2 separate regions of the Homo sapiens genome follow, and region 1 is linked to region 2. Evidence: chromatin contacts called from ENCODE Hi-C or POLR2A ChIA-PET data. All regions are on one chromosome and are shown on one strand. The core of a region is the stretch at or near the end of the contact, and the rest is flanking DNA. Distances in the headings are between cores, read along the strand shown. Region 1 overlaps SIPA1L2 (signal induced proliferation associated 1 like 2). Region 2 overlaps SIPA1L2 (signal induced proliferation associated 1 like 2).

Evidence for each region. A loop is a pair of places that touch in the nucleus more often than their neighbours do. ChIA-PET counts read pairs that join two places held with the same protein, here RNA polymerase II (POLR2A). Pooled maps may share reads with other maps.
Region 1: a pooled map of gastrocnemius medialis shows a loop between it and region 2 (2.1-fold over the local background). The contact joins two enhancer-like sites. A Hi-C loop is called at or near these places in 1 of 168 maps with a recorded cell type or tissue (psoas muscle) and 2 of 50 pooled maps. POLR2A ChIA-PET finds 5 or more read pairs at or near these places in 3 of 52 experiments (GM10248, HEK293 and MCF 10A).

Annotation. Positions count from the first base shown.
Region 1 is chr1:232,551,234-232,556,745 of GRCh38, reverse strand. The region is part of intron 2 of SIPA1L2 (signal induced proliferation associated 1 like 2); the gene reads left to right. Among named protein-coding and RNA genes, the nearest start is that of SIPA1L2, 76 kb to the left of the region's middle. RefSeq lists enhancers at 292-863, 4,553-5,080, 5,081-5,512 and a silencer at 1,169-1,463. Within about 2 kb of position 3,210, at least 6 of the 41 ENCODE cell types and tissues checked have a DNase peak (open chromatin) inside an H3K27ac peak, as active enhancers do.
Region 2 is chr1:232,431,784-232,437,236 of GRCh38, reverse strand. It overlaps SIPA1L2 (signal induced proliferation associated 1 like 2), which reads left to right. Exons shown (of 23, transcript NM_020808.5): 16 at 4,766-4,990. Among named protein-coding and RNA genes, the nearest start is that of SIPA1L2, 200 kb to the left of the region's middle. RefSeq lists a cis regulatory region at 1,014 and an enhancer at 930-1,099. Within about 2 kb of position 1,261, at least 3 of the 41 ENCODE cell types and tissues checked have a DNase peak (open chromatin) inside an H3K27ac peak, as active enhancers do.

The sequences.
Region 1 (5,512 bases), core at 1,961-4,460, 120 kb before region 2:
TCTTCCATTTTTTTTTTTTTTAACTGTTTGTATGAGAGGATAAGATCCCTAGTTTTACAAAGCAAAGTTCAAAGATTCTCAAGTGTGATTGATAACAGCTCCCGAAGACACATAATTTCTTTTGGTTTTATCTTGTTTCTGTCTCTGTTTGTTTTTCCCGGATGACACACTTATCTGTCTGGTTTCTCCATATCTGAACGGGGTTTATGTGCCATTGATAGCTGCCTTTTGAATTGCGTGGATTTTGTTTCCATCCTTGTCTGTGCAGCATCAGAGCACATTTGTAGAATTATCAGCTGGTGTGTTAAACTGCACTATGGCCATACCTTATCGCTAAAGGGAGAGAAGAAGTTTTGGGTTCACTTTTTCTTTTAAAAATGTAATTGAGATAATTATTTGGTTATCTTTAACTTAAGCAACAGCAGCAGCAGCAACAACAGAAAACCTGACATGCCAACAGATGAGATAGATGTTGGGTAAATTTGAGGGGCAGGGGCTGCCAGCAAAACCCTTGATGAGAGAAGCTTAGTTGAGTTCAGTTCATTCCTCTGTAAGTTTTGTAACAGACAGAAAGGTAAGCTTTTATCACAGTGTACACATTAAACTTCTTTAAACAGCTTAGTGGATCCTGAGTTCTTGCTACAGATACTTCAGAATGTGTGCACTCATGTTATCTTTAGCAGTAATGTCATCTTTAAGGAATCCTGTGTTAGCTCTTCATGGCTCTCACCAAGTTTAGGTGATCCTTGAACTGTTGACAGTCTTCTGGGTTAACTATGGCTTGCCGTCTCTGCAAAATGCTATTCAAGGACATTGTTGCAATGTGGAGGTTGCTAGGGAAGCAACTTTTCAGTTAATACCCTTGTGAGCTAATACCTTTGTGATGGATAGATTTTTTTCTGTAATAGAGAATTTGCAGAATAGTTTTGTTTAGAAATGTTGTATTGTGCTTTCTAGGACCTAGAATGTAGAGTTCTCTATCCCCTGCTGTTCTGTCCTTTCATCCTTTCATTTATTTAGAATTTCCAAAGACTGCATAGGCTCCGTGGATCTTTTTTGAATCTGCTGATTTTTCTGTGAAGCTGATGTCATGGTCTGGACCTTTACTCTTACATATGCTAATTATTAGATTACATTTGGCTGTTGAGGCTTCCTTAGAGGGGGCTGAAGAAAGTGGATTGTTTATCAGCTGTCTGCTTTGTCTTAGACTTGGTGATACTTCAGTGAGAGCCTATATATGGTGGAGCAACTGGAGGTTCTTCTCTCTGTTAATTAGGCATTTGGTTAGTCTGTCTTGGGGAATTCTGGTTAGAAGTACACCTTGGGGAACCTGACTCCTCACTCCAGCTGGAGGTGATAAAGATCAGGGTGGGGTTATGCTGCTCCAGGTTGGCTTTAGGGGGGCAAAGCATGGCATTGTAAATAGAATTACATTCAGACTTGGCTCCACAAATACCTGCTCTCCCACTCTGGCTTCAGATTACCGGTGGAGGTGAATTGTTGAGTCTGAAAACTTTTCTCTGTTTAATTTTGGGCATGGGAGTAGTGCAGCTGAAAGATAAATAATGTTTGGGTGGTTTCATTTGTTCGAAAGAAGAGTCACTTGTTTTCTCAGAACTGCTGAGATTAGTGATGTGATTTAGAACCTAGAAGTTTTTCACATGTTTGTATTGTAACTGATTTTAAAGTAAAAGCATCTGCCAAAATTGAATAATTAATGTCCATAAGTTTGTAAACTCAATTTCTTGTTTATTTGCTTTTATTCCATGGACAGTTATTGTAAGGAAGCAAGCTAAATACTTCACGGAGAGAAAGGGACATTTAATTTTGCTAATTACAGACACAAATGTATGATGTGCAGATTCTTTCACTTAGAAATTCATTGTTGGAAGTTATTTCCTTATTGTTATTTTGATAAAAAATAATTGTACCCCTTTTAGCCTGTTAGATAAAATTAAACCAAGAAACTCCGTGGAATGCCTGGGAACAACACCCAACTTGCCAGCACAACAGCTGCAAGGCCAGGGCACACACCAAACACGGCTGATGCAGATCCCATTTCTAGAAAGAAAACATCAGCACGTGTGTGACAGTGTCAAGATATGTGTGCATAACATAAATATTGCTCTCTAGTTAAAATAAGTCGTCGTTTCATTCTTCGTGACACCAGTGTTGTTGCAAAAGCAAACTGAAGGGAAATCTACATGGTATCCTGAGAAAGACTAAAGGGAACTATTTTTAGGGTAGCATTGTGGAAAGACTTTTCCTGTTGAAGGCTTTGGAATTTGAGAGGCTGGATAAAGTAAGTTTGTTAAAACTAGGACTTTAAATGTAAATATTTTATTTCATAATCCCTTCTTTTAGCACAGCCACTTCACCATATCCTTTCCTGTAGGAGCCCTTCTTCTTTGTATTGTGTCCTGTTATTGAAGTTTCAGACTGTCCAGCCACTGATCTGCTATGTCTCTCCTATAGATTGTTCTCCATTTGTCCTTCTCTTCTGGTTTGCTCTGATGACTGCATTTAAATAATTCTAGTGCTTGTTAACATTTATCTCTGAGAGAGACAGACAGGAGATGAAGATAGAAATTTAAAACCAAATGTATCCATTTTGATTCTTAATAGTTACTCTGGTGGAAAAAATAACTTTTTAGAGATTGAAACCAGTGTTGTGGACAGATTTGTATGTTAATCTTGCCTCCTGCAGTAGTTTATAAATGTCCTGGATGGAGTCAGGGCTCATGCCTTAGGTATTTCTCATTGCCTACCATGGGGCCTTGCTGCTTGGTAACTTCTTAATGCTTAAATGAAAGAATGAACATGGGTTATCAGAATTTTCATTGTGTTGATGGCTTTTATGTTCTTTATGAGAAAGTTTTTGTTGATCACTTACAGATGGCTCACCTCTGTAATGAATATAAATATGTGTTTGTACTCTTGGAATTTGTCTGATAATGGAGATAAATATTCACAAATTACAGAAAAGACCAATTTTTAAAATGAGTTTTATGGTAGAAGAGGATTTAGACATGTATTTTATAAGGAGAAGAAAACATTAAATGGACGCTCAGGGGTAAGAGTATAAATATAGGAGACAGTCGAGCAGCTAACTCCTCTATCTAAATCCTGTGCTGGCTCCTTGCCTCCTGGCAGCCTGGCCACTTTCCACGTGTAGCTGAGGCCAGAGACAACGTGTCACATAGTGATATGGACAAGAGACAGGAAACAGGGAAATACTGGGTAGAAGAGGGCAGTTCTCCAACAAAGGCCCCACCCCCAAGCCTGGAAATCCACGGCCCTAAGTGGGAACAGGCATTCCCGTTTTCATGCCCAAATGTTGTCTTTTGGCCCACTACGCCCCCCCGTCCTGTACCCATATAAACCCCAAACCCCAGGCTCCATGAGCAGACGGGCAGATGAACAGAAGAGAGAAGGGCAGCAGAACAGTGCAGCAGAGAAGGAGAGACGAGGAGGAGCATCTGAATATCCAGAGAAGTTCGACTAGGGACAGTTGGGGAGGAGATCAGCCACTGGATGGCCAAACTCCAGGGGAAGATGATCCTCCCACTCTACCTCCTCTCCAGCTCCTCATCCATCCTGCTGAGAGCCACCTCCACCACTCGGTAAAACCCCTGAATTCACCATCCTTCAAGTCTGTGTGTGACCTGATGCTTCCTGGACTCCAGACAAGAACCCGAGTACCAAGAGGGCACTGAGCTGGTTAACACTTAGGCCGTCTGCAGATGGCAGAGCTAAAAGCATGCCCACTGGGGCTTTGGGAGTCGCAGGCACCCACCCCTAGATGCAGCTGTGTGGCTGGAGCCCAAAAGATCTCCCCCTGGTTCCTGCACCTGCCTGTGTGCATGCTCCCCCTCCATAAGGGGTGCCACCCCCCGTTGTACATTCAGTGAAGGGGGTCAGGGAAGTCTTCTGTTTCAATTGTAGTGGCCATTTTATGGTGTTAAAATACAGGAATCTGCTTTTTTATTTCATGAATGTTATTTCTTTCTCTTATACTATATTTGCTAGATATAATCCATTCACTTAAGCATTCTTTGATTCAACAGATACTTATTGGCTGTGTGTGGTGGTTCATGCCCATAATCCCAACATTTTGGAAGGCTGAGGTGGAAGGATCACTTGAGCCCAGGAGTTCAAGACCAACCTGGGCAACAGAGCAAGACCCCAGCTCTACAAAAAATACAAAATTAACCCGATGTGATGGCATATGCCTGTAGTCCTAGCTGCTTGGGAGGCTGAGGCAGAAGGATCCCTTGAGCCTCAGCTATGATTGCACCACTGTGCTCCAGCCAACCCTTTCTCTGAAAAAGAAACAAGCAGAAAACGAATATTTACTAATTACTTAGTCTGTGTCAGGCAAGTTACCAGTTCCATAAGTCAGTGAGAGCTACCAATCTCCTGATTTCAACCTTTTACCTAAGAATTAAGAAAATTCTGTAATGCCAGGTAAAGGCAGTATATAAGCATATTGTTATCAGTATTAATAAAAGGTGATATTTAATCACCGGTTGCTCTTTGTGAGGCACTGGACACTAAATATTTGATATAAATCTAACCCTCTCTGGCTTAAAAACTTACTATTCTCAGCCGGGTGTGGTGGCTCACGCCTGTAATCCCAGCACTTTGGGAGGCCGAGGTGGGTGGATCGCCTGAGGTCAGGAATTCGAGACCAGCCTGGCCAACATGGTGAAACCCTGTCTCTACTAAAAATACAAAAATTAGCCAGGCGTGGGGGCGGGCGCCTGTAATCTCAGCTACTTAGGAGGCTGAGGCAGGAGAATCGCTTAAACCCAGGAGGCAGAGGTTGCAGTGAGCCGAGATCGCACCATTGCACTCCAGCCTGGGGTACAAGAGCGAGACTTCTTCTCATGGGGAAAATAAATAAATAAAAAATAACCTTATTGTTCTCATGGAAAAGTTAAAATTCCTTGGCCTGGCTTTTAAGGCTCAACTCATCAGCTAAACTATCACTCCGGCTGTAGCTTTTTAAAAGGCTTTTACAGTTCACAGGAATCTGAATCATTTGCTCCAGCGCAACCCTTCCGCCCTCCTGCTCTCTGGGGCTGTGGGCAGCCTGGAGCGCTCTGTCTGCGGAGGCTGGAGGGTCTTTCCAGGCCTTCTTCTCACCTCCCCCACTGGGGCCTCTCTCCTTCCTGGAAATTCCCACCGCTCTTCTTGGGAGTACTACTGCTTTGTCAGTTTGACATATTGTCCTTCATTTTTTAAAAATTTTTCAAATTCTCGTGGCTCATCCTCAGTTAGCTTGTTGTTAAACTAGTTTGTTATTAGGCCTCCCCAGTGAGCATGGAGCAGTAAATCTGCTGGCAGCCAATGTTCCTTAGATACTGGATGTTGAAGTTGTGAGGGCTCCTCTCTTAGGTAGTATTTCAGGTCTACCCCTTTTCTCTTACAGATGGAGAAAGAGCTGGTTCTGGGTCATATAATAAAAACAACTGATTTTAGGGGGACATGACAGAAGGGACTACACCAG
Region 2 (5,453 bases), core at 12-2,511:
TTGGACAGATGTCATTGGCATCACAAATAGAGTTTTGTATTATTATTATTAAGTAAAATTTCTATGGAGACTGCCTTCAGAGTACATTCGTTTATTGATATTTGGTAGGGCTTTTTACCGGTATTTGTAATGGATTTTCATGACTACCTTAACCATTGGCAAATTTAATGGGCTAGACTATTAGAAAGTATATGACAGTGCTAGATTGGATTTCTGATTGATTTTACTTTCTTCCGCCACTCTAAATTGGATGTGGCCCAGCTGTTGTATAAGTGATAGATGTTGAGTGAGTGGAATCTTTTACCACTTGACTGCCCTTTTCCTGTAATTCTTCGTTGATGGTGGCTTTTGAAGCCACATTTCAACTTGCATCCTAGGCTTTTGCTCAGCATGGAATTCAGTCATTGAATGAAATCTTTTTAACACTTCCTCTTGCGTGCCCCCCGAGCTGCACAGGAGGCGAGGAGGAGGGATGGGATTTACAGCATTTGCCTTGTTTTCTGTGTGTTGAGTGAAAGGCAGGTGACTCATTAGAGGACGAGGGACCAACCTATCAAGCCACACAAAGATTCTGCAAACTCTGAAATGCCAACCCCAGCTGGGGCATGGGTGGCCATGAGGAAGGCTCCCTTAGCCCCCCTGCTTTCCTCTCCTGTCCCAGTTCAGGCAGCCTTGCAGTCCCCTCAAGCCGAGGCCTACTGCTGGAGGGCTTGGGTTGTGACTGGGAGTAGCCCAGGTAACAGAAGAGCAGAATAAACTTTCAGGAACTGACCGGGGTGACCATCCTGCCTAAACCCACACTTCTGCCTCCAAGTGCTCCGTGCCCCTGACCCGTGTGTTATTTTCTTCACAGCACCCACCCCTAAATAAAATTGTTTGTGTTTACTGCATATTCCTTCCCACAAGAAGGCCACTTATCGCCACCTTCTCCTCACTGGAGCATTCGTGTTTTGAGCTGATAGGGTCGTGGCCTATCTTGTTCGCTTGTATCCACAACACTTAGTACGCTTCTGTGCACATGGCAGGCATCTGAATATTTTTTGAATAAAGAAAGGAACTAGGAAAAGTGCTTGATAAATGCTTATTGATGGAGTTAATAAACCAGTGCCTGGGTAACCTAGGGAAGCAGGAGGAATGTGGGATCCACCATTCCCAGTTCACAGTGTCAGGAGCCCCAATCAGTATATGGTGTACTCTTAATTCTTTAACTCTGGGTTTTCACAACCGACACCATAGCAGCCTCCTCCAGCCCCAGGCACACACACGCACATTCCTTGGCAGCCACCCGGGAGTTAAATAAGTACAGAATTGTGTATATGGCATGATTCCAAGATTGTACTAAGGAGGCAAAGGGAGGACTTACAACTCTTCAAGACAAGTTACACTCTTGTGAGGAAGAGGGTAGGGGAACAGGAATCATCTATTAAGCAGAACAAGCATATATCTAGCCTGCTTTCTCCTGCTGTTCAGTTCTTTTAATTTAGCAAACACATTTTTTTTCTTTCTTCGAGGGCAGGGCATTTAGATAGGAGCTCAGAATACCAAGCAGTATTTATGCTAACCTAACTAAGGCTTTGCAAAATGAAATAAATCAACTGCAAAAACAAACCCCATGTTCTGGATTCTCCTGTAAATGGCACACACGACGTTGGGCTGTTTATCATTATTCATGCCACCGTACCTTTCTCCTGGTACAAATGACTGGACGTCAGCAGTATAACTCCGAAAGAAGAGCATTAGTCCAGAAGGAAAGAATTCATGAAAAGTTTGTGGACAACATTCTAGAATGTTATCAGCATCAGAGAACACTTCTGTAATGATACGACTGCTACTAAACAAGGAATTATGCCACATTGCTCATCAAATGGATTCTGTACATTTGTTCTTCAAGTTAACTTTAAAACATCTTACAGTTGGGATAAAATACATTTCTAATGAAATCTAATTTTTAGAAAATGTTATAAAACAAATGGAAAAATACATAGAGTTTGTGATCACGCTATCATTACCTATACATTTTCAAAACTATACGCTTTGGTCATTTTAAGGGGGAAAGGTGAGTAACCTACACACATGCAGCTTATTAACTAGACCATGACTTTGAGTGCCCCAGCCTTTAACAACGAAACATCTCGGGGATCATCCAAGGCTTTAAAATACATGAGACACACGGGTAGTGGAAGGCAGTGCACAGTCCTTCATCAGGTTCTTGATGGGGAAACTAAGGCCATAAGCCTTATTGGGACAATGGGGAAACTAGCATGTGGACTGTTAGATAACAGTATTGCATTAATGCCTGATGTCCTGTACATGATCATCACTTGGTTAACTACTGGGGGGATGTCCTTATTCTTGGGAAATGAATGCTGAAATATAGGAGTATGATGATGTCTTTAGGCTTGCAGCTAATTATCAGATGGTTCAGAGAGGAATTAGTGGATCTTGAAAAAGGGTATGTGGATGTTTATGCTACTATCCTTTCCCTTTTCTGTAGCTCTGAAATTTTTCAAAATACACTTGGGAAAATAACATACAGGGCGTCAGAGCTCGTTGTCTAGACACACAGTTTTCATGTTAGGGCTCCCTAACTGGCGTGCACCCCAGTGAATGGGAAGAGTCCATTAGCTCCTATTATTCATGCCTGTTGATTGCTTGCCTTACTCCTCAGGTCACCTTGGTCATGTTGCTTTACTGTTCTCCCGACCTGGTGTTCCATGTGTGTGGATGTCATTGTAGAGGCAGTGCAGCGTCTTCCCGAGACCCACAGTTAGCACCCAGAGAGAGGGAGCCATCAGTCATACTCAAGGGCACCAGACCAGCCACCAGCAACTAAGTTTCTTCATAGGAGTAGATGAGGCGCTTTGTTTGTTGGTTGGTTAATTTTACTTAATACCGCAGTGTTTTCCAAAACGCAGAGACCCTGAAAATGGGTCCGTTTATTTTGTGTCTTTATTTCCTCTTGAACCTCTACAAAAAGTTCATTTTAATATCACTCTTATTTTTATACTTTATTCGTCTTTTATGAGACTTGCTTTATACATGTATCAGAAAAGGTCTGTGCTCACCTGGGGTTTCAGAATAAGATTATATTTACAGCATACTGGAGGAGCTTGCTACCGCGGGAACCCTGTGTTAAACTCTTTCAATAGAAAGGACTCCTACTCGTGAATAATCCTTTGCTGGGTCACTTTCTGTAACTACGTTTATATAATGCTTACCCTATGCTACTCACTGTTCTAAGTGCTTCACTAATATTAACTCAGATTATCTTCAGAGAAACCTTCGGAGGTAGATACTGTTATTATCCTCAATTTACAGATGAGAAAACTGAGGTTAAGAAACTTGCCCAGGGTCTGGCAGTGGTAATGGACAGAGCTGATGTTGAGACCCGGAATCCTCGCATTGCACTCACGTGTCAAGTTTGCTGAAAGTGAAGCCCACCTGCCTTTCTGAACGCTGAGATTAGACCTATAATTTAAACTCTTAAAATTTTTCATATTTATAAAGTAACTTTTGTTTTTCATAAAACATATTGTTGATCTTTCTAATTTAAGAAAAAGATATTTCTGGTGGTGGTTAACTGTCCACTTAATTTCTCAGTCAGCCGGGGGTGGGTAGTCCTTCTGGCCTTAGCTTAATTACTAACCTTGAAAATTTTTATTGTTTTTAGGGCCTCTGTCTGTTTCAGTATTGTTGCTGTTGTATCATATGATAATGCAGCAAACACCCCTGTAACTACCACCAGGTTAAGGACTAGAACATTGCTGTGTCTGGAAGCTCTCTGCATCCTACCCAATTACAACCCCTTCTCTTCTCCCTTGAGGTAGCCACTAACCTGGCTTTTGTGATAATCATCCCCTCATTTTCTTTACATTTTCCTGAATGACATGTTGTTTACTTTTACCTGTTTATGAACTTTATTAAGCAACTGGCTCATGATCATTGTATTCTTTGTGACTTGCTTCTTCTCTACATTGTTCATGAGATCGCCCAAGTCGTCTGTAGCCTCAGTCCATTCATTCGTAGAGTATTCCGTGTATTCATTCATAGTTATTAATCGAATATCCTTCTACTATTGATGATTTGGGTTGCTGCCATTGGGGAGTTCTTAAAATCAGTGCTTCTAATCAACATTGTTCCATGTTGACAGTTGCACGTGCAGCAGGGGTTTGCTGTGTGTGTGCGCCCTTGGAGTGGGATTGCTGTATCGTAAGCTCTGCAGGTGCACACACCTTCATAGGTAATGCTCAAACTGTTTCATGCACTTTTTACTCCCACCAGCAGTAGGAAGGTACCTATTGCCCCAGTTCTTACTAACACTGGGTCACTGGGTATTGTCAGGCATTCCCATTTTTGCCTGTCTGGTGAGTATGTAATGCTATTCCATTGTGGTTTGCATTGGCATTTCCCTGGAGACAACTGAGTTTGAGCACCTTCTCCGACAAATATATTCACCATTTGAGTTTGTTCTCTTTTGAAGAATCAGTTTAGGAATGTTGCCCATTTTTCTATCAGATTTCCCCGGCCATGTTTTTAACATCCTTCCTGCCACAGGCATACAACTTGCACGTGAGTAACCTTAGCCTACGTAAAATGAGGCTTCCTAGCAAGCTCCATGGTAGAAAGAAGGCTCCATCTGCCTCACTGGGCCCGATTTTGCTCTCGGAGAAAGACTTGAGTAAAGCCTTGTGGCTCTGAATTTGGCCGTGTGCCAGCACTGCTGAAATCAGATTGTATTGCAGCTTTTGTCTGTTTTTCTCCTCAGTGGTTCTCACCATTCAGGAAGCCCTTCAGCTCACTGTTCAAAAAGTAGTGGGTCTCTGGATTCATCCAAAGTCTACATCGTGTCTCACAGCAGCGGACAACAGGTTCCCGGGTCCATGTCCAAGCCCTACCACAGACAAGGGGCAGTGAACAAATATGTCATCGGCTGGAAGAAATCGGAGGGCAGCCCACCGCCCGAGGAGCCTGAAGTGACTGAATGTCCCGGGTAAGGTGGCTGGCTGTTCTTCTCTGGTCAGCATTTTTCACTGTAGGGATTGACTAAGCAAATGTATTTTCCTCCCAAAGGAAATGTATTTTCTAAAAAAGAATAATCTAAAAACATCTTTCTTAAACTCTTTAAATGTTGATGTTTATATTTCCCTATAAAATTATTCTCTTGATTTTTACATAAAAAAAGGAAAAGAAATCTGTGTTCTTTGCTTTTATATTCAAATCTGCCTGCAATAGAAAAGTCATGGTAACATGCTGCTGATGGTGTGAGTATAGCGTCTCTATAAATACACCAGGTCAAAGGCAGTTCAAATTCCCACAGAGTCCTGTGTGTTCCTTAAAGTTGCCGTGTAAGTGACATCCTAAAACAAAAAGTATTTTTCTTAATTTTAGCATGACTTCCAATTTTCCTTTTAGTTGTTAGGTTTGAGGTTGAGGGGGGCGTGGTGGGCACGTAG